Linked DNA regions of Mus musculus: regions 1 and 3 are each linked to region 2. A link is a loop called in an ENCODE intact Hi-C map of the cell type or tissue named here. Cell type or tissue: heart. All regions are shown on one strand. Each heading gives the region's core, and the rest is flanking DNA. Links, peaks and the distances in the headings are about the cores only. Region 1 has its middle 160 kb from the start of Gm33501. Region 2 holds the start of Gm34030 (a long non-coding RNA gene). Region 3 overlaps Gm33501 (a long non-coding RNA gene).

Region 1 (8,079 bases), core at 3,433-5,932, 610 kb after region 2:
CACAGAAAATGTCTTGAAAATACACAGTGTATATTATATAATTTTGGTTATATGAAGAATAATAAATAAAAAATTAATATGAAAGTTAAAAGATGGAGAAAGCAGTCTAGCTTGAAGCCCTAGTTCCTCATTATATGTATTTTTATCTTTTAGGGTAACTCTCCTACCTATCTTTATACCTCATTTCTTCTATAATTAACATGGGCAGTGCTGTTTGAGTTGGATGAGAAGAAATGCAGGAGGCAAGAGGTAGACAAGCAGGATTTAAATATGCATGATCCAGCTGCCCATGTTGCATTCTATCCCCACACTATCTAAACTTCCAAAATTGTCTAGACAAAGTGGGCAAACTAAAAGTAAAATTGATTCTGCAACTTCAAGTGTGTGTTGGGAAATAGGTGACTAATTGAGGTAATGTAAGAGAACAAGGGCATTGCATTTGAGAAGGCCATTTTGTATAAATGCTTCAAGTGCCAAATATGCTGATTTAGTGGTGGTTTAGTTTATTCTGCTGTTAATTTCTGTCATATGAAGAAATTAGAACTGAAGTGAATACCTAAAAATAGCCCCGAACAACCAATCCTGTTTCTCATTTATTGAGAAACACCAAGCTCTTTGACACTGATATTTGGATTTCTCATGAAACAAAAAAGTCAGTTTTTCCTTTTAACAGAATAACACCTTTCCAAATTATCTTGCAAATCGTATAACACGTCTTTCTACCATGGTCTAGCATTGAGGTTGTCATTAAAACTTCCTCTGAATTATTAATCATACATAGAAACTAGAAATGCATAGAATTAGGATCCTTATGGAGGACTGATCTATTTAATTTTCTTATTTCTGTTGACATATCTGAAGGAATTAAGGAAACTATGAAATACTGCACCATTAATTTTCTGTTTCCCAACTTTCTATGTATAAAAAGATTGCGCTTTCATTTCAATTTACAGAGAAGTGCCACATTTACAGACACTTAGTTAGACATTCCAAAGTTATAAAATTTCAGCTTAACTCAAAAACTTATATTGTAACCCCAGTAAGTGGAACCATGGAAGTGGTTGCCTGACTGCCAAGAATTAAGAAATACTTTCTCATATCCAAGTTAGTGAAGTGAAAAACTTTAAATCTTTATGATGCCAAGAAATCACCATTATTCTTAGTCGAACTCTAACATTCCAGTTTGCAATTAATAGCCAATCAAAAACAAATTGCTGTGAAATGGCTTGAAAATTGTGTCTGGATGTTTGTTAACAGACAGATACTTGCAAAAGAATTCCTGCACTTTGTTCTCCTATAGCCTAAAATTGGAATAAGTGTGCTAATTCCTCTGTAGTCTCTCGTTCTCAATAATAGCATACAAAACTGCAAGCACTTCTCATTATATTATGATTTTAAAAATTTGTTAGTTTACCCAATTCTGGTCTGAAAACTATTTCTCTAATTAGTGTTGTAGCAAAATTGAACACAGACTGATTTTAATCCTTCATTTATTGATTTTATTTTAATGCTATTACTCTGCGTATGTTGGCTACATTAAACTATTACAGTAAAAATTAAAATGAAAGTCATATGATTTATTTTTCCTTTAAAAGTGTTCAATTGGTCTACTAGAAGTTGAGTGCCAAATACCAGATGTCTGATTTAAAAGAAATTCTGAACAAAAAGAAAAATAAAACCAACCCGTTCATTATTAAGATATTTGAGATTAAATGCCATCCAATAAAAAGGCATGTTCATAGAAAAATACAATTATATGAATACAATTTAATACAGGGAATAAAAATATGTTATATTGGTCATGATTATTTTTAAACTCTCATCTTTGTAGATAAATTTTTGTTAGACAATCATTAAGAATTTTTTATACTTTACAAAGAAAATGACAATAGGTCTTTATCTTTAAACTACAGGTCTCACTGGAAAAACACAATGTAATCAAGATAGTCATTACCAAGTTCCTTTCAATTATTTTTCTTCAAACTTTAGCTGCCTCTATTTACCATCATAATTTCTATCCATTTTCTGGGGAGATCTCCTGAATGGCTCAGGGCAACAGAATGACAGTTTCAAAAGAAAGATCCAGATAAGGGGTTTTGCAGATCACCCAATTTCCCCCAAGTCTTGCTCATTGACTCATCATATCACCAATCCTCAAATATAGTTATTCCATAACTCCAGATTCTTGTCTATATTTTCTCTTCCAAGAATTGTTGCTCTCTTTCCAACGTTAAGGATCTATTCCTCAAAATGATCTTATATAGTGTTTCTGATGTAAGTTCTCTTCTGATTATTCCTCCATCCTGCTGAAATCACATTGCTCTAGTAATCATGGGCTAACAATTCTCAAACATCTTAACTTTCTTCCTGGACACTAGGTTACATCTGCCAATCTCCTTTTCAGTCATGTGATGGTAAGCTGTCCAACTAGCTATCAGCAAGACTTGGTACCTTCTGTGTAAATGACTTTTTCCTCTCTTTCTTTTGTTGGATTTTATTGGCAATATATCAAAAGACACATGCTAGGAGTGACATATGAGATGTTTGTGGATTATGCAGTTGAATGAACCTGCTCCTGACTCTCTCCTTCTCTCCTACTCTATGCTCTCCTGATAATTAACTGATTTTTTTTGTAGCAAGATTGTTCTAGTCCTGATAAAGCATGATTATGATCTCTGTGTTCATTCTTCTATACATTTACTTACTCTAAGTTATCAATTACACCTCAGTCACATTTTAACACAGTAGACAGCTCTAAATTTGCCTCACAGTGACTCCCCTTTTGAGAACCTTCATTCTTAAGGAGAGGTCCTACAACAACTGTAGTCCTGACTCAGCAACCTGTGACTAAATTGGCCAGAGTTGATTCTCTAACTCAAGTTAAGTCTATTAGATTATGTCTCCTAAATGACTATTAAGAATTAGTCCATTAATCTAATACTATAACTGGAGTTTTATACGCATACATGGGAGCAGCTGGTAGCTATATAAGGTTACATTGACTGGAAAAGTCCAACAGGCTATGGGTCAATGATGGAAAAAAACAAAATAGGTGAACTTAAATAGGCCTGAAGTGCTCAAGGATTTCCATGGCTAGTTGTGGTTCTTACTTGAAACCAAAGTGAATTCTGCCATTGTTTTCCAGCAACATCTTGTTGCCTGTTTTGTATAAGCTCCAACAGGATGAGTCTTGTAGCTCAACATATTGTAAATTTAATTAATTATAAGTCTGTCTGCTCTCCACACTCCTAGGAATGTAGTAACTAAAATTAGACACGCACATTTATCATTATATGTGAGACCAGTAGCTAGTGGTCCAATAATTTTGCAAGGTGTGTGTGTAGGACTTCAAAATGTTATCAAATGCTGACCTTTGGCTTGCAAGAGTTAGTGGTGGTTTTCTTTTGAGTTATAGAGTTAATGAGAATGTTTCTTTAACACAAGAACGTCATTCCTTCTTCTATTTCTTGTGTTACTTTACCATTTAAGAAAGTTCAAAAATTTTAATTAGGTTATCAGAAAATTAAGTCGTACCTACCAGTGTCAGAAAAACAGGAATGGATGGGAACCTTGAAGGTTGGGTGATAGCATTGATGGAAGGATGAAGCAGAAGGTTATAAAAGCATAGACAAAGGATGCAGAACTTAGTGGGTAATTATACACAGGTACAATGACCATTGAGGACAGATTTTTAAGGTGGAGTCACTAAAAAATGGTGGTACCATACCAGAATGTTGCTTCAAGGAAAACAACAGAGCTCCCTATTTCTATAATCAGAAAGGCTTGGCTGTCAGCATGCATCACTATAAACTGGAAAGCTTTTGAAAGACTAAGATGTTCCTGCTTCATCCCCAGAGGCTCTAACTAGTCAGGAGTAGATTCTGTGCATCAACAGTTGGAAAAAAATCCATCTCCATGGGGACTTCAGTATCTTGATGGTACTGAAAACAAGCTTTGTTCGAGTGTATGGCCTGCCAGGAAACTGTGCTTACTTTCTAAAAGATATTTCCACTTCAAATAGACTGCAGACAATTTTATAGCTAAGATGATTAATAGCATCAGGTAGAAAACAAAGAGCTTGGGGGGTTGGAAAGAAAGTGAGGCAAAATACCTACTAAGTACCCAGATTTGGTTGTCTGCGAGCCCTGCTTCTAGGGTTAATCTTCTTTGTTAGGACAACTGAGGGTTTGGCTGATGTCTGTGTGGCTGTTCAGTTCCAAGTCTGTTCACTACACTCCATCTCCAGACAAAGCATGTTCAGTGACTTCCTCTTCACCAATACAGTCAACACATCCTGAGGACTCTGACCTCGGCTTTTCTCTTCACTGTTCTGAGATGCAATAAAAGTAATACCATGGTCCAGACAAAGTACCCAAACATAATTAGTAGTTTCTCACTATCCAACTAACTCCACAGATAATGAATGGGCAAATCAGTTGCTACTTAAGATCTAATGGCAAATCTGTCCTTTGACATCTTTTCAAAGAAAGAGAGCAAGAGAGACTTTCTGCACCACTCATTAACCTAAAAGTGAACAGCTAGAACCTACCTCACTCAGTTTCCCCTCACACACATGGTAGACAAAGCATGTGTGACTGAAGCAGAGACCACCAACTGGAAAGAAGTGGAAAATGAACTTCTAGTTTTACTGGGGATTTTCAAACAGATATCCCAAGCCGAGAGAGAGAGAGAGAAAGAGAGAGAGAGAGAGAGAGAGAGAGAGAGAGAGAGAGAGAGAGAGAGAGAGAGAGAGAGAGAGAAAGAGAGAGAGAGATACTAAAGTTGTGTTGAAAGTGTTGGAAAAAACATTATGCCACCTAGTGGTTAAAAAAGCTGATTTCTTTCAATAAAACTAATGTTGCCTTTCATTAGAAAAATCCGACAAATCCACTAATCTCATTGGACTCTTGACTTGAAAAATTACAGAGTGTGTTTTAAATTCTCATCCAGAAGTTCTACTAAGAAAAATGGGGGAAGGCTAAATTTATTATTTCCCTTTTCTACCAGGTGACTTAACTTCCCCAAAGCCCACTTTCCTCCAGAAAACAAACAAACAAACAAACAAACAATCCCTCGAATTCCACATTACACAGTTAGCAGCCTAGGCTATAATAATTACTAGTTTCCAAACTTTGTTTACTACAAATAGAAAGTTTTAATCCTACTCCTGTAGTAAAGGAGTCCATCCATTGTAGCTCCTCGTCACAAAGTCAGTCCACCATGCTGCTTACCCAAAACCTGGTTGTAGAGCATGCTTCTCATACTCTCCATCTTCCTCAATCCCAGATTAGGTTCTGCACTGCAGGGCTTCGTTAGTGAGGATTTTTGCTTTGTTTTCTTTTGTTTTCATTTGATCTTTTATGGACCTCACTTGTGTATCCTTGTAACATTTTCCCAACTTGCATGACACATATTTTCCTTTGCTCTTTGAGACTGGGTAAACCACTCCTCAAAAAGCAAAGGAGGAAGAATAAGTGCTATGTGGCAGTATTTCATAGAATCATAGTGTGATGCCCCGCCCCTTCCCCACTAGTCATGTCTACCCAAGAGTGACCTTGTTGATCAGATTTACAAAAGACATTTAAAACCACAAGTCACTAAGGACTATGCACAATTTACAGTCTCTAAATAAGTATTCTATTGATACCACCAAAAAATAAAATTATTGAGGCTTCTTTAATTCTAAAAGAAAAAGGAAGAGGGTAATATTTTCATCACAAGAATAATGGGAAAGTAGCAGCACTTTTATTTAAAAAAACAAAAAACAACTGTCTTTTAACATGCCAAAATCATCTGTGAAAAGTTCTTTTAGTCAGCTCTATGGTTTTACCTCACAGCCTTGACCTTGACCCCAGAGCATGGCAGTTGCTGGAATGGTATACGGTTTTCTAAAGGGTTTTTGCAGTTCATACAAGAACGTATTTACTGAGAAGCCCGTCTTCAGTCTTAGAGTGTTTTCACTATTGACGACAAAGCATTTCATAGATGAGATTATGCATAAAACTTCGGAATCTTCTCTAGACTAGACTGTTGATAATAAATCAAAAGGGCTGGAGAATGAGATAGTACACATTTTAGCTCTCTGTAAGAACACGGAGCCACTGGGGTTTAGTTATACAGATTATTGCTGACATTTCTCTGATACCAACTTGTGAGATAAACATGCTTATCACTCTAATTATATCTTCGTTCAACTCCCCTTTTGGTCTTCCCCTGATAAGTTTGAAACCACTCACCCCTGCCTTCAGTATGCATACAAGTAAATCCAAAGACTTCTTTTTTCCCTCCGAGCATCCCATAATGGTTTTATTAAAGGATTCAACTCCATATGTGTATATTTATCTTTGCATTTCAATAAACTGTGAGTTACAGGAGGCAGGGAACTCATGTTAAACCCAGGGCTTACTAAAGCAGGCACATAATAGGTATTTACAAACTTTTATTAATCAAATAGTGTGTTAATACAAACAGAAATTATTACCAGTGTTAGGACCAGATGATGTCTCCTTCCAGTGTTTACATGTGGATTCTTAGTAGCAAATGTTCTAGTGGTTCCACTTGGAACTGCACATAAACACTGGTTCTCCTTTCAAAGTGCAGACAGAAAAGTATTCTGTTGTCTGATGATGAACACTTAATAGCCAGGGAGCTACTAGGAAAGTTGCCTTCCTTGAGCTCCGAGGCCAGAATTAGAGGAAGTTCCCTCCTCCTTTTCCTATGTGTTATAGGCCAGTATAAATATTTTAAGTTTCCTTCAAATGTTTTATTCTTTCTCTCTTCACTTATCTTAAGATGATCTTTTAGCATAAAACACTAAAGTCAAACAATTGGAAATAGTAAAATTAATGCCAAAAAACGAGAAAGAAATTATTTTATTGTTGTTGGTGCTCTTACTCTGCCAAAGGTTCACATGGGGGAAATTTTCCAAGAATGATTGAGCTTGCTGCTAGAAGAAACACATCTGTTTCTATAGATGGAGCCAGGAATGGAGGCCAGAGACTTGATCTTAGCATGCTTCTGAATAGAAGGGAGGACTCTGGAGCAATGGGTGGGATGTGGACATGGGTATAAAACCAGTAGTGGAGCTAGGGAGATGGCTCATAAGGCAAAGACATTTCAGTGCAAGGATGGACCTTTGCATAAATCCCTCAGAACATAAGTAAAAGCTGTAATTCCTATGCCAGTATAGGGAGAGGGGAGATAGAGGTAAGTCAATATTTAGGAGTCTGTGGGTTAACTATCCTGGTGTATGCAGAGAAAAAAAAAAAGCCAGCAAGGGTGCCTTATCTTAGATAAGATGGAAAAGCAGCTGATGTCAAACTTTGTCCTTTGACCTCTATATGTGCATATGTATGCATGTGTACACAGATGCAAAGAAATACAGACAGGTAAAGGACAATAGGAAGGGAAGAGAGAGGAAGAGAAGGAGGGGGGAAGGCAGGAGAAGGAAAGGAAGGGGAAAGAGGAAAGAGAAGGGAAGGAGAGGGGAGTGCAGGGAAGGGGAGGGAATAGAGGACTTGGAGTAATGTTTCCCCAACTTTTATTTGAAGCCAACTCTGTGAGTAAAGGGTCTCTGTGATTTAATTGGTTCACTAGACATGAATAAGATACAATGAGCTGGGAAGTACTAATTGAGACATAGACAGGTCTGATACTAAAAGGGACAGGGGAAGCCACTTCACTCTCCTCTCCTTCTTGTTTGCTTTTGTGGATATAGTGAGTTTTAACACTTCAGCTCTTTGGTCATAAAAACACCATTGACTTGAGTAGATTGTGCATACCACAAGGACCACAGCTTGCTTTGCTGTTGGGGCCAAACTTTATCTTTCTACTGTCATCCAAAAATGTTCTTTTACATTATTTATATGTGAAAATATTTTCATGTGAAAAAATTTCAAGTATATTGTGCATGGTAACTCTAGAAGAAATGTAGTATGAAATGTAATTAAATATCAAGGTACTCCCAGAAAGGATTAAGAATTATATTTTTGTGTGTCTGATTATTTTAAGTAATAGTAGCAGTAATTACTATTTACTTAGACTTACATTCAAACTACTATATTGGATTTTTCTTACATA
Region 2 (8,079 bases), core at 3,114-5,613:
AACAAAATTCATTTGAGTTGGAGAGAGGGCCACACTAAAATACAAAAAGCCATGTCCACAACTCTAGACAGGCTTTAACAGTCTCTGTCTTTCTCGTTGTGCCTGTCTCTCTTTCCTTGCTGTTTAGCACCACTCACAGAGCAAAGACAGTCCAACATGGTGTGTGATCAATTGTTCTGCATATACCCTTGCGCTGTAAAATTTAGATTACAATCCAGATATAATCTGATACCATGACTAGACTGTATTTTCTGTGAGCCTCTTCCAAGCCTCCAAAGATCTCCTCCACCCCCATCTACTTCCATTAGCTGAGGAGGGAGATTTTTCAGTGCTAGAACCATAGAAATGACACTCTTTTTGGCTCCTCCATGTATTAGAAATCTCAGAGAAGATTCACAAGCAATGAACAATGGTGGAAAAAAATAGCCGGAAAGAATTTTTGCCTGCGTATCTTGTATATGTTTTTGATGCACAAGAACATCATGCCTTTTCATTAAATGCATCTCACATATTAAATGGATTTCATTAAATGTATCTGCTAAGATTGTGCAGAAATGCAATCCCAGCACATGGGAGATAGTCATAGGAGAAATGTAAGTTTAGATCACAGTCAATCTGGATCACTGGGGTGGATCCTTTCTGTACAAACCAACAAAATCAAGTAAGGACATCTCCTGGGGACATACAGTAGCATATTTGGCACTTATCATATACTGAAGACTAGTTGTTATCTGAGTAGACTCTAGGAACTAAAAACATATAACACACGTCTGTTTGTTTGTTTGTTTAATGGGTTCTAAATTGAAAATCTGACCAGAAAAATGCTACTTTTATGAGAAAAAAATTTTTTAGATGGGACAAAAATGCATAATCTCTGATGTCTCCAAACAGGGGACCAGCCTGTTTAAAGCCACTTGCAGCTCCAGTTAAGATACTGGGAGGGCAGGCTTGAAGGATTGCGAGTCTTTAGTGCCACAGGGAAAGACTACATTAAAATTTAGGTTTGAGTCAGGCACGGTGAGAAGCCTATAATTCGAGTACAATATAACTGGAAAGACAGTCTTTAACAGATGTTTTGTAATGAAAAAAAATGTTTTTGAAGAGCCTTGCCTTAGAAAGGGCTTCCTCTCAGAGAACCAGCACCCAGTTGTACCGCTCCGAATGGGCAGCACACTTTACCTCTCTGCCAGAACTCTGAAGGGGTAAAAGTTGGGCAACTACTTCTTGGGAAGGAAGACATAATGCTCTAAATGTGTGTGTGTGTGTGTGTGTGTGTGTGTGTGTGTGTGTGTGTGTGTGTGTGTGTGTGTGTGTTCAGAGACAGCGCTTTGCTATACAGTCCTGGCTGGTCTGGAACTTGCTGTGACCTGACAGGCAACCTTTGGGAATTCTCCTGAATCCACTTTTCATGTGCTTGGATTGTAGGCTTCTCACCATGCCTGGCTCAAAGCTAAATTTTTAAAAAGAAGAATAAAAGCCGTCAAAACTAAGGGTGAAATTCCGAAATCAAAGGAACCAACTAAATGCTTGGGACTGGATAACCATTCACTTTCATTACTTCCAGGTAATTAAAGAGTGCGCCCATGCCCAAGATATTTTAATTTAGAACTGCTGTGGTCCTCAAGAGCATGCAAATAAACAAACCCACTCTGCTAAGGACACTGGCCCTGCAGCTCACTCTGATGTTTATGTCTCCAAAAGTTTTTCATGTTGTATAGTCCTGGCTAGTAAACAACCTGAACTGCTCTAGTGGCAAAGGTCAAACTGCAAAATGAAAGGGACTTAAAAAGAAACCGTCCTAGTTAAAGATACAGTACGCGGGGGAAAAAAACAAACAAACAGGGAATAAACTCCTGCTCTGTCCATTTCTGTAAATCAGTAGATCCTGTCCCAGACATAAAATTGGGTTGTTTTTTCCCCCACAAAACAGGTGCTTACATGATTTCTAGAGGACACTGGGAGGAATTTCATACAGTGATCAGGAGAATGTATGTGTCTGAGATCCCAAAAGGTAGCAATAGAGGGGAGCAGTTGAGGTAGGAAGGGAAGGAAGGGGGAATTGAGGGAGCTCTTGGTTTTCCCCAGCTGTTGGAACATATGGTGCCAGGGCTTTTCAAAGATGACAAAGGATGATGAAAAAACTCCTTTCCCCACTAAAGAATGCCTTCCCTACAAATAAAGATAAGTCTTCAGGCTGAAATCCCCTCCCACGGGGAGTAAACAGAGGTCACTAATCTTTTTTCATACTTTGGTAAAAGTAACAGCGCGATTATGAAAGCAACAGAAGAATACAGGGTGTGTGTGCTTAAAAAAAAAATCCCTCCAGGATCAGGCCAGACCCTGGGTGGGACTATCCTATCGGGTTCTCCATATTTCACGTTTTATAGACAGTCTTTTTCCTAAAGGATATACTTTCATTAGGCTATAAATGCTCCAGCAGATGAGAGAGGGAAAGGTGTGTGTGTGTGTGTGTGTGTGTGTGTGTGTGAGACAGAGAGAGAGAGAGAGAGAAAGAGAGAGAGAGAGAGAGAGAGAGAGAGAGAGAGATATCACCAGAGACAGGTGTGATGGTTAAGGAATGCTTGTAGTTTGAGCACTAGGTAGCAACTAGGTAGCATCCTGGTGCAGGGTGTGCCACCTCTCCTGGCAGAGGCCTCCCTTCCTAGTTTTCAGGTTCTCCTGAAATTCCCCAAGTCGTGTGTGTGTGTGTGTGTGTGTGTGTGTGTGTGTGTGTGTTCAAGTTTGTTAAATTGTTAAATTTTATTAGTTGTGTTCTTACTGTTGAAGACTTTTCAGTCCCAGTTACACCTGTATCAGTGAAGTAAAATATTTCAGAGCTGAAGGGACCTAAGTGGGTGTCCCCAACTATGAGTGTCCTTGTCTCCCATTCCTTTGTTTCAGCCTGTAGAAGCCTGAGTCTGTCACTGGAGAATCATCCAGCCTTCCATTGGAGGCCTCCACAGCACGGGTTCGCAGTTAGAGGTCGGTAGCAGTTTAAAAATTATTGTAAAACATCGCCTGGATGATATATAGTCTAGGTCAGATTAGCAATCATATCCGATGTTTAAAACACACCCTGAATTGTGACCCTGTTTCACTAGGGAATTGCACCCAATGGAGAAGAATTGGAGCAATAATTACTTTCTTCTTGGGAAAAAAAATATGTTTCTAAAGAAAGCGTTGGAATCAAGGACGAGTTAGGTAATGTGTATTAAAAAGGCCAGCAAGTCGCTGTCGTTGAAACCCAATCACAGTTCGTAGTTCAAGGCAAACTGCTTTTAATTGACATGGTGTATATTCGCCTGCTCCTCTCAGGGTTGCCCGGGCAGAGACGCCCCAAGAGTATTTATTTCTAGGGTGGAAACAAAACAACCACCCCCGTCTACCGCGTTAAGAGAGCGCTCCAAGATGGACTGCCGGAGAAAGGCTTTTTGACCCGGGTGGAAATTAGTCATATTGACAGACGCGCAGGAAAGGTAAATTACCCGGCGCGCTGACGCTATGCAGAAGCGCTCCGGGATCCGACTGCGCCGCGGCGCGGAGGGGGCCGGCTAGAGGCTCCCAGTTCTTTGCCCCAGATTTCCATCAAGGTTGTTAGCTTCTCTGGACCTGGGGTTTCAATGAGAAGGCGACTAAGCGAGCCCTAATAAGATGCCTGACAGGGGAAAGAAACAAAAATAAAGCAAACAGAAAGAGAGAAAAGATTTACCCTTTCTGAGCTGGGAGGTGAGCAAAGTACAGAGCCAAGAGAAAAAGCTAGCAAGGTCCGCAGAGGAAAGAAAGGGGGAGGAGGCTGCGAGGCACGGACTTCGAAGCTCTCGAGAGCCTAGGCCGCCACTTGGGAGGTCCCGGCCTCAGTCTGGCCAGGCCAACCACATCCCCGGGAGGATCGGAGCTAGGGCGGGTCACAATTACACCTCGGCTCCAGGCGAGGGCTTAAAACCCAAGTGGTGGGGACCGAAGTCTGGAAGCAAGGCCCCCGCGGTCATGGGGTGGGGGAGGCAGGCCCGTGCACAGGAACCTTTTTACAAGACATGTGGGTACAAGAAAACAAAATCAAAATAAACTCCTTTCATCCACCACGGCCAAAGAAAACAAAAGCTGTCTTGTAGAGGAGGTGAGCGGTCGTTTTGAAATTCAGCGTGTTTTGTTTTTATATAAAGAGTTTTTTCGATTTTTTTTAACCCGATAATCGAGGCTGGAATTGTCAGGGGAGGGGAGGAAGAACTTACATTGGCGGAGGTGAGTGGGGTTGGCATCATAGGTTTACCCCTAAGGTACTGCAGCCGTGCTTCTCAGCACAAGCTGGAGCACAAGCTGGAGACTGCTCGCACACCAGATGGCAGCAACATAGGCAGAGTCTGATGGTCCCATCTCATTTCTTTGCAAAAATTAGACTCGAGAAGGGGAACATTGGAAGGCATTTAAAGTGTGACATCTAGACTTGACCAAAGGCTCTAACTCGAAAGATAGTCACGGTGGCCACGGTGGCCACGGTGGTCACCGAGGAACCACTTTTTCCTCATGGCTGTAGGGTTGGGGCCTCCCCATCTATTTCGGGCTTGGATCCTGGGCTCAAAGGAAGGAAAGGATCAACTGCTTGGGCTTTGTTGTCAGGTTGTCGGGGTGAAGAAAGTGATGACCTTTCACGGGCAGCATCCCCACTCTGTAGAGGTGGCCGGTGGCTTCTCCGGACCTTCAGCGTGGCGTGTTATTTTTAGGTTTCTAGGCGCTCCGGAAAGACTCTTCTCCAGAGAGGTTGTGGGAGAAGGGGGCGGGGGTAATAGGGTGTTTAACAAGGCACACTACTTATTATTAAAGCAAAACAGAACAAAATGCACTCTCTAGATTCCTCTCCCGGGTTTCTGATGTTTGGTCTGCAAAAACCACGCCAAGATTCACTTTTAAGAAAACCTTGGGGGGAGGGTGGGTGGGGCCTAGAAACCGCTCTCTGCTGGGCTCGAATCCAGTGCTCTCAACCTTACTTTCCCCTTCTCTTCGGCCACTGCCCCTAGCCCAGAGCTGGCCAGAGTAGCTCTTCCGGAGAAGGACCGAAGGGCCGGGAAAAGGGAAGAATCTCCATCTCCGTTGCTTCTGCAGAGCAAAGGTTTGGAACATTTCTGAAACTACTTTTAAAGAACAGTTTGCAATAAGTTCCTATTTCTACAATACGATTTGCTGGGGGAGTATTGTGTAGAAACTTGGGCTTCCACCCGTCGTCCCCTCTCACCTTGAGGAGGCCTGGGTCCAGTCTGACCTCTCAGGTCGCTGTTCAAATCTCAGCAACGTGCTCTCTTCCTCTTCTTTAGGGTGCTTGGCTCCTGCAGACTCCCTCCCATTCTCTACCGGCACCGACCTCAACGGTAAGACTCAGCCTCCTTTTTTAGGACTCCACACTGCTTCTCCAAAGAACTAAGCTGGCTGGAGTCGAGACAAGGCGCCTTCAGTTTCTTCCTTTATCTCCCGCCCTCCCCGCCCCCAGCTTTTCCTCTCCAGAGTGTGTGACTCATTGGGTCCACCTTGAATTCCCCTAGCGACCCACTGCCTTAGCCCGCATCTCTCTACCCACAGGATTGCCTTGCTTTCCGGGTGCATGTGGGGGGACCTCAGTGCTGGTTCCACCACTTGGTGCCCTGAGCCTGGTAAACAGGGACACTCCCCCCCGCCCCCCCACTCACCGCATCTATGCTCTGAGTGGCCTTCAGGAGTCCAAGATGCACAAAGGAGAGACAGTGCAGAGAGAAGAGGAAGGGAGGGGATGGTGGTGGAGATAAACCCAGCATACACACACGCACACAAAACCAACTTTGGGATTGGACTGTTTCTATTTCAGACGACACGACCTGGATGAATGGAGTATCCGGAGAAGGTTTTTGAAGACGTTTAGGAGGAAGGGTGAGTTTTCTGTTGAGAAACTCAATCTGCCATACAGTAGCGGGCCCCATCTGGGATCTGTCACTGCTGACAGCACCACAGGGCACAGCCGTGATCTTCTGCACAGCCTGCACTCCTCGAAATACCCTCCTTAATCAAAGGATGTCTGCGCGCCGGCGCTCAGCTGACCGCGCCAAAGCAGAGAGGCCTAAGAGTTCCACCCCTCCCGCCCCCTCCCCAGGCTCACAACCTCCCCCAACCCTGTCTTTCCAGAGCATTAATTAAAAGCGGAAAAAAGACAGAGGCTGATGTCATTGCTCTCAGATCATAAACGTAAGAGTCATCCTGTGAGAATCCCTGAAAATGACTTTAATGAATAATTTCAGAGACAGTTATGGCTTTGGGTGATTACTGAGCGAGAATATGAAAACCAGATTTTCAAGGGAAGGCGATGGTCAGGCGGTCTGACCATCTCCACCCCCCATTAAAACCGCATTAGTTTCCCTTCCCAACTACTACTACAAACTTAGATTTTTGTTTCCAGGGTTTTTTCTTTAAAACTAAAGCCACAAGCAACAGAGACACAGACACAGACACACACAGACACACACACACACAGACACACAGACACAGACACACACACACACACACACACACACAGAGAGAGAGAGAGAGAGAGAGAGAGAGAGAGAGAGAGAGAGAGAGAGAGAGCATTTCTGTTTTATCCCAAAGACAAAAATGTCTGTGCCAAGCAACAATAACAATCTATCTTAAAAAGAAGGCCCCGGTGGATGACCATCATTCCTGTCTTTTCAGAAAGGAGGGTTTACCATCATCTTGGGTTAGAATACTATCTTTTCTGGCCTCCTCTAGGCAATACGTTTGATGAAGATTGAACACTCTGGCCTTGAGTAAGTGCATTGTTTGTTTTAAGTGACTTTTAACTGGCTGAGCAGCAAACATCATGGGAACAAATAATATGTTTCTGCAGGTCTCCATGACTTCGGTTATTGGTCACCAATGCTTGAAAGATGGCTTGGTATTATGTAAGGGAATTATATTTTGAAAGACTCCATTTAGTCATAAGAGAAGCATTAGGTTAGTTGGATCCAATGGGTTGTGTATTAAAAATATTATTTGAAGTTGAGTATAATGGTATGTGCCCTTAATCCCAGCATTTGGAAGTCAGAGGCAAGGGGATTGTCATGTTTCGATACTTAGTCTAAATAGAGAGTTTCTGGGTAAGTCTGTACTTTCTTACCAAGGTCCTGTCAGACACACTTTGGAAAACAAAAACTACTCAAGAAAGCAACTGAGGCATTGGTTGGAGGCTAGAATTGTCTACTACTCCATGATCATTATCAGAAAGGCTCAGCTTCCTACGAATCTAGCTTCTTTGGTTGGGGACATACAGGGAGAATCCCTGGGCCAGTGGACCATCTAAATTGACTCCACTCTCATATAATTTCTACCCGGAGCAAGAAAATACTGTAGGTCAGCATAGTGTGGATCTTTGTGGTTTTGAGTGACCTGGTTGAGAAATTGATTGTCTGAGCTAACCAGATTCCAACATTAAGGCAGACCATGAAGAACCCACCTGGCAACACTATTAAACAAAACAAAACAAACAAACAAACCAACCAACCAGGCTCCCTGCTTTTATTTCCTTTGCTTCTCAGCCAGGCCAGAGTCCTGACATCACCAAGGATCAGCTCTTCAGACCATACACTTGATTGTTTTCCCCATTTGCAGAGGATAGAAATGAATGGAAATGGGACACTCAGGGTGACATTTTTCTCTGACTTAGAGGGAATGGCCCCTTCCTAGTCTAGATCACAAGAAGGCAGGAGGAGTTTGTTCCGTAGACTTGCTTCGGGTGGTTGTGAAGAACTCTTGGGAATTCTTGATTCCCGGGCTTGTTTTAATATTCTCGGTTCCCTTACATGGAATTTGACATTATTTGTCTATTCCCTCAAAGAAAGGCCACCTTCTTTATCTCTCAATACAGTGTAGCCTCTGACTGAACAGGCAGTTTGCCCTGTTTGGTACATGAGAAAATAAACCCCAGGCTGCTGCAAGGCATCTATCTTTGATCAAGGTAAATTGATCAGGGATATGTCCAATTCTCTCTTGAAGGGTATAGACTTTAAAAATGGAGGCCTTGGCCTATTCTTTCTTCATATTTGATAGTGTCACCCTTACCCA
Region 3 (8,079 bases), core at 1,834-4,333, 450 kb after region 2:
GAAAGGGCTACCCGTGTGTGTTTCTAAAATACACCTTCTCTCCAGACTTATGCTGCTTCAACAATTAAACTTCCAGAAGCTTTTTTGTTCTTTACCTAACATCCTAACACAGCCTCCTATCTGGTGTTTACTTTTGTTCCTGATTCCCTGAGTTTCATCACAGCATTACTATTGGTGGTGAGGTCAGCAAGGGCAGGAGACAGTCACATTTTATTCCCTGATTCTTAGAATAATGGAATACTGAGATGGTCTCCTCAATGGCCCAACCTCAATTCTTATTTGTTCTGTAGATACCTATTAAAAAAAAAAACTGTTAGCAAACTTGAATCCTCTCTACTTGGCATTCTTACCTTCTCATTCTTTGCCTTCATCTTTAGGTTCTTAAAGATAGATCTCATGTTTGTGAGCTGAGCTGAGCAGGTAAATTGTTGAGAATTCATACATCTCTGTCGTAGATATGACATACTAACTAGCACTAGATATCTCCACCTCTGGTTCTTAGACCCTTTCAACCCCTTCTTTCTCAATGTTCTCTGCACCTTAGGTAGAAGGGTTTCATTGTAGTTGTACCATTTGTGTTTGGGCACCCCATAGTCACTGACCAGTTGCGGAGCTCTGTCTTCATTTTCTGAAAAAACAAGTTTCTTTGTCAAGAGATGAGAGCTACACTTATTTGTGGGCATAAACATATTTAGAATACAGTTTAAAATGATGTTGGTAGCCGGGCGTGGTGGCGCACGCCTTTAATTCCAGCACTCCGGAGGCAGAGGCAGGCAGATTTCTGAGGTCAAGAGGGCTATACAGAGAAACCCTGTCTCGAAAAACCAAAAAAAAAAAAAAAAAAAAAAAAAACAAAAAACAAACAAACAAAAAAAAACAAAAAACAAAAAACAAAACCAAAACCAAAACCAAAACCGATGTTGGTTTAGGAGAATGGCAGTAGTGGGTTCTCCTGTAGGGTCTATGACTTCTCCAGCTTAGGTTTTCCAGTACCAGGTGTGAATTCCCTCCTATTGATTAGCTAAGTCTAATTAGACAGTTGTTTCCACCAGATGTATGGGTCTCTATAGCCCCACGGGGCTTATCATGCAGAATAAGTCATTGCTGTGCCTCCTAAACTTTACAGATGGATAAAGTTGGCTGCTTTTCTCCATTGGCAATTTGTATAACACCTTCTGATACTATGAGTGCTAGCCCTATAGGGACTTGGGGACTGACTTCAGGTCGGGTCCAGCTCTCTTCCACTGAGTCTGACAAATACAGAGGCAGATGCTCACTGCCAACCGTCGGACTGAGGTAGGACTTTCTCTACCCCAATGCAGGAGGTAGAGAAAGGACTGAAAGAGCTGAAGGGTTTTGTAACCCCAAAGGAAGAACAATATCAATTAAACAGTACTTCCCCACCCCCCCGAGCTCCCAGGGACTAAACCACCAACCAAAGAGTATACATGGAGGGACCCATGGCTACAGACACATGTAGCAGAGAATGGCCTTGCTGGACATCAATGGGAAGAGAGGCCCTTGGTCTTGTGAAGGCTCGATGCCCCAGTGTAGGGGAATTCAAGAGCAGGGAGGCAGGAGTGGGAACACCCTCACAGAAGCAGGGGGAGGGAGCATAGGATAGGGAGCTTCTGGGAGGGGGGACCAGGAAAGGGGATAACATTTGATATGTAAATAAAGAAAATAACCAATAAAAATATTTATCCACTGTTGGGTATATTTAAAAATACCACAATATAATTTTTTAATAACAAAACATTTTTATCATATTCATCAATTTTTTCAAAAGTGTCATTTCAAAAGTCTTATTCTATGATGGACACATCTGGGCACACCCACAAATCTAGTTATTTCTACAAAATCCCCAGCAGTAGTGGCCACAACAAATTCATAACAGCATTTAATTTCACAGAAACTCAATAGAACTTCATTCTGTTGAAATAAAAGTGCAAAAGGTTTCTGGGTGTTGAAAGAATAATTTAGTAGCTCTCGGCAAAGTTTCCACCTCGACACATTTTATACTCGTCATGGAAGGGTTAGTAACACAATTTCATTAAGTTCTAAAATGCTAGCTGAGATGACTATAGCCTAAAGAACAGCAGACTGCTTTAAAATGAGATAGTGCTTATAAAAATACTTTGAGAACTTAAAAGCATCATATAAAATGGAGACTCTGTTTTGGAATCACTTAACTAAAATTTCAAGCGTTGATAAATGAAAAAAAAAAAAAAACCCTATGGAACCTGAAATGCTTTTTGTTTCTGTTTTTAAGCTTGCCTGTGCAAACGCTTTCAATGAACTGACGAAATCTATGCCACCCATTAACACATTGAGATCACTGATACACCAGAAGTGTAAGGCAGGATCAAGCTTTGAGGTCTCCTTGAGCTTATCTCTGAAGAGTGTTTCCTTAACTATTTTGCCACTAAGTAAATGCAAGTTTATTTAGTAGTCTTTCTAAGTTGTGGTAGTTAGAGGAGGATAATTTTTTTTTCCATTTTTATTAGGTATTTAGCTCATTTACATTTCCAATGCTATACCAAAAGTCCCCCTTACCCACCCACCCCCACTTCCCTACCCACCCACTCCCCCCCTTTGGCCCTGGTGTTCCCCTGTACCGGGGCACACAAAGTCTGCGTGTCCAATGGGAAGAGGAGGATAATTTAAAAAGTTCTTTCTCTTTCCAATGATTCTCTTTTCCTAAGGCTACTCTTATAATCTTCTCTTGACTGATTCTCCTTAGAGGTATGGATAGTTTTCATTTAAAGCTTCACTCTTGTAGGAAAAGATATGTACAAAGTGTTCTTATTGGTGGAGCATTTAAGAAACAGTCACACTAAAAAAAAAAAAAAAAAAAGAGTACCCAGTAAAGCTGCTGGATAGCTCTATCTCCCTCTACTGGCTAAACAACTCTACCAGGTTTTGTGTGTTACTAACCTAAAACCCTTCACTCCAGAAACAGGCAGGGAAAGGAAAGAAAGCCACTCACCAAATCCTATGCTAAAGTCTTTATTTACATCATATATACGAATATAAATATACATATCTATTAAGCAACACTCAAAGGAAGACTTACTTCCTTTAAAAAATAGAGAGAGAGAGAGAAAAAAAAAAACAAGACAATTCTTTAATATAGGCACACCGTGTTCTCTGTGCACAGGGCATCGCTTCGTACAAGACAGATATAAAACAAATGAACCCTGAGCTAAAACCTCATCTCACCAAACCTCATGGTTGAGGGCCTGTGTACTGTAAGGACAACATAAAATGAAACCCGGTGTTTTGTCTTTGTGATAAACGACTTATTAGTACAGTTACTGGGAGGATGGAGCGAAGGCAAACCCGAGTTTAGGTATTTTAAGTGGGGATCCAAGTTTTCTTTAAGTTCATAGGTTAAACAGGTAAGTGATTTTACACGTAAGCCCTTCCTTAAAAAAAAAAAGCGGGAGAGGAGGGTTGGGGTGAGGGGGCAAAAAATGATGAAGTCAGTGTCTCACTTAGAGCTGGAAGAGACCTACTTAGAATCCAGGCTCTCTGCAGACTGGCCCCACAGTAAGTGGAACCCTCTGACATGAAGGGCCTGCGGACCAGCAGCTGGGTTCTGTCACCCGGGCTGGGGCGGTCTTGTTAGTGTAGCATGACCCTGGCGCACTCGCATAGATAATACCGGCACCTCTTTTCACTCTAATCTCCTACCCGTCTGAGCAATTCAGCAGGAGATAGGGGCATTAGGGCCATATTATTCCAAACAACATTTAGCTGAATGGTAGCTAAAGATTGTGACAGGGAAAGACAAATTCTCCTGGCCAAATACTTTGCTTCCCAGAAATGTTTCCCGTTTTAGAGCTTTTGGGAAACACACACACACACACACACACACACACACACAATCATTAAAATGGAACCAAGATGGAAATCCACGCCATTCTTAGCTGAACCCACACCAAAACCCTTTTGGATTTCAGACAGAAATTTTAGTCTTTTCTTATGCAACTGCAGACTATGGTAAATAAACACTAAGAAGTGTCAGTTAAACACTAAATGGTGTATTTACATATTTGCACATTTTGTTGATGGTATGCCAGATATTCGCAGACAGACTGCCTTTGCTGTGTGTGTGTCTGAATGCTCACTGCTTGCAGGTATTTGCAATACTACAGGCCAGGACACTGAATGTCCAGGGTAGGGTGGGATGCTGGTGGCAGTGGTGTGTATTCACACAGTGACATAGTAATCCGTGTGTGCCTTTCACAATCCAAAGAAGAGTAAAATCATAAATTCCTCAAATATAACTTTCAGGGCTATAATTGTGGCCCATTATTGTATCTTAAAGTGGGAATCTAAATCAATCAATATATCATATGTCACAAGATATAAGAGCACCCCCAGCTATATTTTCTATCTCTGTTGTATTTTTTTCTTCCAAAATATACAGTGACTGGATTTTGCTGTGATGTTCTAATAATTCAGTTTGTGTTTTAAGTTCTGACAATAGGACTTGTGGGAAAAAAAATAAACCATCTCTCCGGTAATCTGCAGTGCCTGGTGCTCTGAAATGAGATCAGACACTGATCATAGAATGTTCTTTCCTGTGCGGGGGCTTGGCTCACCAAAGGCCAGTTATTCTTTTAGCTGTGTCTGCACTGATCATAACCTCCAGTTATACAGCAAAGTTAACTGAAGCCTGTCTCTCACATACCTTCATGATGTTCACAATACTTATTCCTTAGGAATACTACTAGCAAATTAAAATTTATATTCATAAAATATATACCTATTGTTTACTTTTGAGGAAAGCTGTATAGTACTAGAGAGTTTTCCTGTTTCCTTCCTTTAAACAATCCTAGAATACTTGATTAATACTGGCTACAGTCTCTTCACTGTATTCTACAACTCATATTTCATCATAGCTGTCTCTTGTGAGACTATGCTGGGGCCTAGCAAACACAGAAGTGGATGCTCACAGTCAGCTATTGGATGGATCACAGGGCCCCCAATGGAGGAGCTAGAGAAAGTACCCAAGGAGCTAAAGGGATCTGCAACCCTATAGGTGGAACAACATTATGAACTAACCAGTATCCCGGAGCTCTTGTCTCTAGCTGCATATGTATCAAAAGATGGCCTAGTCGGCCATCACTGGAAAGAGAGGCCCATTGGACTTGCAAACTTTATATGCCCCAGTACAGGGGAACGCCAGGGCCAAAAAGGGGGAATGGGTGGGTAGGGAAGTGTGGGGGAGGTATGGGGGACTTTTGGGATAGCATTGGAAATGTAAATGAGGAAAATACCTAATAAAAAATATAAAAAAAAAGAGAAAAACGTGTTGACTGCTTATCATATTTGTATTATTTTGCTCTATTGGTCAAAGGAAATAATCTCACTGTGGTTCACTCTACTACACAGAAATAATTTGCTTATTGACTCTGTCCTATATGTCTTAATACATTACAAAACATACCTATTTATTCATTCATTCTCATTGAAATGACTTGAGTATGTTTTTATTTATTTTTATTTGAGAATTTAGTATATAATTACTATATTTATATTATTGTACCCCATTTTTTCCCCTTAACTCATGTCTTCTACTCCCCCTCAAATTTGTGATCTCTTTTATAATTATTATTGTTATATATATTCATATATATATATGTATACATATATATATATGTATATGTATGTGTGTGTATTCATTATTGAGTCCATTTAGTGTTCCTTGGTGTTAGTTAGTTGTGCACGTCCTTAGGGTTGCCACTTAGCATTGGATAACTTATGGGGGGGGTCTCCTCCCTGGAGAAAACTAAGTGTCTTCTCTCATCAGTCACTGATTGCCTGTAGCTCTTCATCTACAAGTGGGGGCTTGTGAAACTTCCCCATCCCCACTGGCATGTCAACTGCTATTTTCTTTTCTTTTTCTTTTTTTAAGATTTACTTATTTTATGTATATGAGTACACTGTCACTCTCTTCAGATCCAGCAGAAGAGGGCATCAGATCCCATTACAGATGGTTGTGAGCCACCATGTGGTTGCTGGAAATTAAACTCAGAACTTCTGATAGTGCTCCTAATCACTGAGCCATCTTTCCAGCCTTCAACTGCTATTTTCATTATGCATTTCAACCATATTGTTGAGGTTTCGTGCGTGTGACTTCCTTGCAATGTTTAGGAGACACTGTTGGGAGCCGCCCTCACATTTGCCATTATAAGATGGCGCTGACAGCTGTGTTCTAAGTGGTAAACATAATCTGCACACGTGCAGGGGCAGTTTTCCCGCCATGTGTTCTACCTTTCTCGTGATGACAACTGGGCCGATGGGCTGCAGCCAATCAGGGAGTAATACGTCCTAGGCGGAGGATAATTCTCCTTAAAAGGGACGGGGTTTTGCCATTCTCTTTCTTGCTTTCTTGTTCTTGTTCTTTTTCTTGCTTTCTTGCTCTCTCTTGCTTTCTTGTTCTTGTTCTTTTTCTTGCTTTCTTGCTCTCTCTTGCTCTCTTGCTCTCTTGCTGTCTTGCTCTCTTGCTCCTGAAGATGTAAGCAATAAAGCTTTGCCGCAGAAGATTCCGGTTTGTTGCGTCTTTCCTGGCCGGTCGCGAGAACGCGTGTAAGAGACACAATCTAGTATGAGGTATTCTGATTCTGTGACTCTTAAATCTTTCTGCTTTTCTTCCACAATGGTCCCTGTGCACGTAGGGGTAGGGGTTGCACTGTAGATGCTATGGCGGTTGGAGTTGGGCATCCCATAGTCACTTGACCTTTGCATACTGACTAGCTGTGGATTTCTAGAATAGTTCCAATCTGCTGCACACAGAAAAAAAAAAGAGAAGATTCTTTGATGAGGGATGAGAGTTTAAAATAATGAGCTCCAGATCTATCCATCATCCTGCAAATGTAACAATTTCATTCTTCTCTACAGCTGAATAAATTTCTATTGTGTATGTGTACCACATTTGCAGTCTATTCTGGTAAGAGATATGAAATTTGGTTCTTATCTTGGCTATTATGAATACTAAAGGAATAAACGTGGATGTGCAAGCATTTCTCTGTTAAGCTGCTTCAGGATCCCTGGCAGCAGTTGGACTAGGTCATATGGTTGTTCTATAACAGCTTTGTTGAGGAATTTCCAAACCTATTTGAGCAGTGATAGGACTAACTTACATTCTCATCGCTATCATGCAAGGGTTCTCCTTTCCATCACCGCCTCCTCATCAGAATTTGCTGCCTTTGTTTCCTTCATAATAACCATTCTGACTGGGGTTTCATGGAATCTCAAAGCAGTTTTAATTTTCATTTCCATGAGGGCTAAGTATATTGAACACTTTAAACATATTTATTTCCAATATATTTCCTTTTTGGAGATATTTTAATTTAATTAATTAGCATGCATGATTAGATAATTAGTTGCTTTGGTGTTGAAGTTTTGGAGTTGTTTATGTTAAGTGAAATAGGCTGGAAAGTTAAACATTACACATTTTCTCTTATACACATTCTAGATGTAAATATATACACATTAGTAGGGCATAAATGATGAGTAAAGCAATCTGAGTATTGAATATATAAAACAAATGAACAGGAGTCACTTTAATTAATTAATGTTCTCACATCATGGTTATAGAGAATTTGAACACTGTGTTGTATCATGTGGCCTTTGTTTGCAGCCCAGTTGAGAAAATAACACCCGCATCAGACCCTAAAATCATCTGATACTGGATATGCCAAATTCCAGAACTATGAGGGATAAATTCATGTTGTTTACAAGCTCCGAGTATCATGGGATTTTCTTACAACAGCCTGAACATGGATCTCTATACTATCCAAAGGTTCAGGAGAAAAGAGTTCAGAAATTCACAGGGATAAAGTAGGCTTTATCCTCAAACACAAATTTCTGAAAGAGGTCAAAACACTTGAGAGTTTCGACATAGCTCTAGCAGTGAAAGAATAAATAGGTGTAAGTTTGGTAGAATCACTATGTATAATAGTTACATAAAATAATATAAGTATATGGTAAAGAAAAGTCATATGGCAAAGAATGAAAGAAATTGGTAAAGGGAATATGAAAAAATTTAAAGCCTGGAAGACTAAT

Evidence for each region. A loop is a pair of places that touch in the nucleus more often than their neighbours do. Peaks named below come from ENCODE experiments on the same cell type or tissue, not always from the same donor. Only the 100,000 strongest peaks of a DNase experiment are listed, where the experiment ranks them.
Region 1: it touches region 2 in a loop (2.2-fold over the local background); 4 of 42 quality-filtered maps call a loop at or near these places.
Region 3: it touches region 2 in a loop (6-fold over the local background); 10 of 42 quality-filtered maps call a loop at or near these places.

What each region holds. Positions count from the first base shown.
Region 1 is chr8:56,721,561-56,729,639 of GRCm38, reverse strand. No RefSeq gene overlaps it. Among named protein-coding and RNA genes, the nearest start is that of Gm33501, 160 kb to the left of the region's middle. In heart, for the core only: a CTCF peak has its summit at 4,834 (motif pointing left); no DNase peak of the experiment used is centred there.
Region 2 is chr8:57,329,785-57,337,863 of GRCm38, reverse strand. Gm34030 (a long non-coding RNA gene) reads left to right here and starts at 2,724. Exons shown (of 4, transcript XR_378998.4): 1 at 2,724-3,476; 2 at 5,016-5,107; 3 at 5,310-5,363; 4 at 5,834-6,173. Hdnr (Hand2 downstream lncRNA) reads right to left here and starts at 5,429. Exons shown (of 3, transcript NR_131041.1): 1 at 5,231-5,429. RefSeq lists an enhancer at 2,973-4,736. In heart, for the core only: a CTCF peak has its summit at 4,334 (motif pointing right); DNase peaks (open chromatin) are centred at 3,393, 3,903, 4,723, 5,483 and 1 weaker place; H3K4me3 peaks cover 2,500 bases; H3K27ac peaks cover 2,500 bases.
Region 3 is chr8:56,879,206-56,887,284 of GRCm38, reverse strand. The region is part of intron 1 of Gm33501 (a long non-coding RNA gene); the gene reads left to right. Among named protein-coding and RNA genes, the nearest start is that of Gm33501, 5.6 kb to the left of the region's middle. In heart, for the core only: a CTCF peak has its summit at 2,901 (motif pointing left); no DNase peak of the experiment used is centred there; H3K27ac peaks cover 1,159 bases.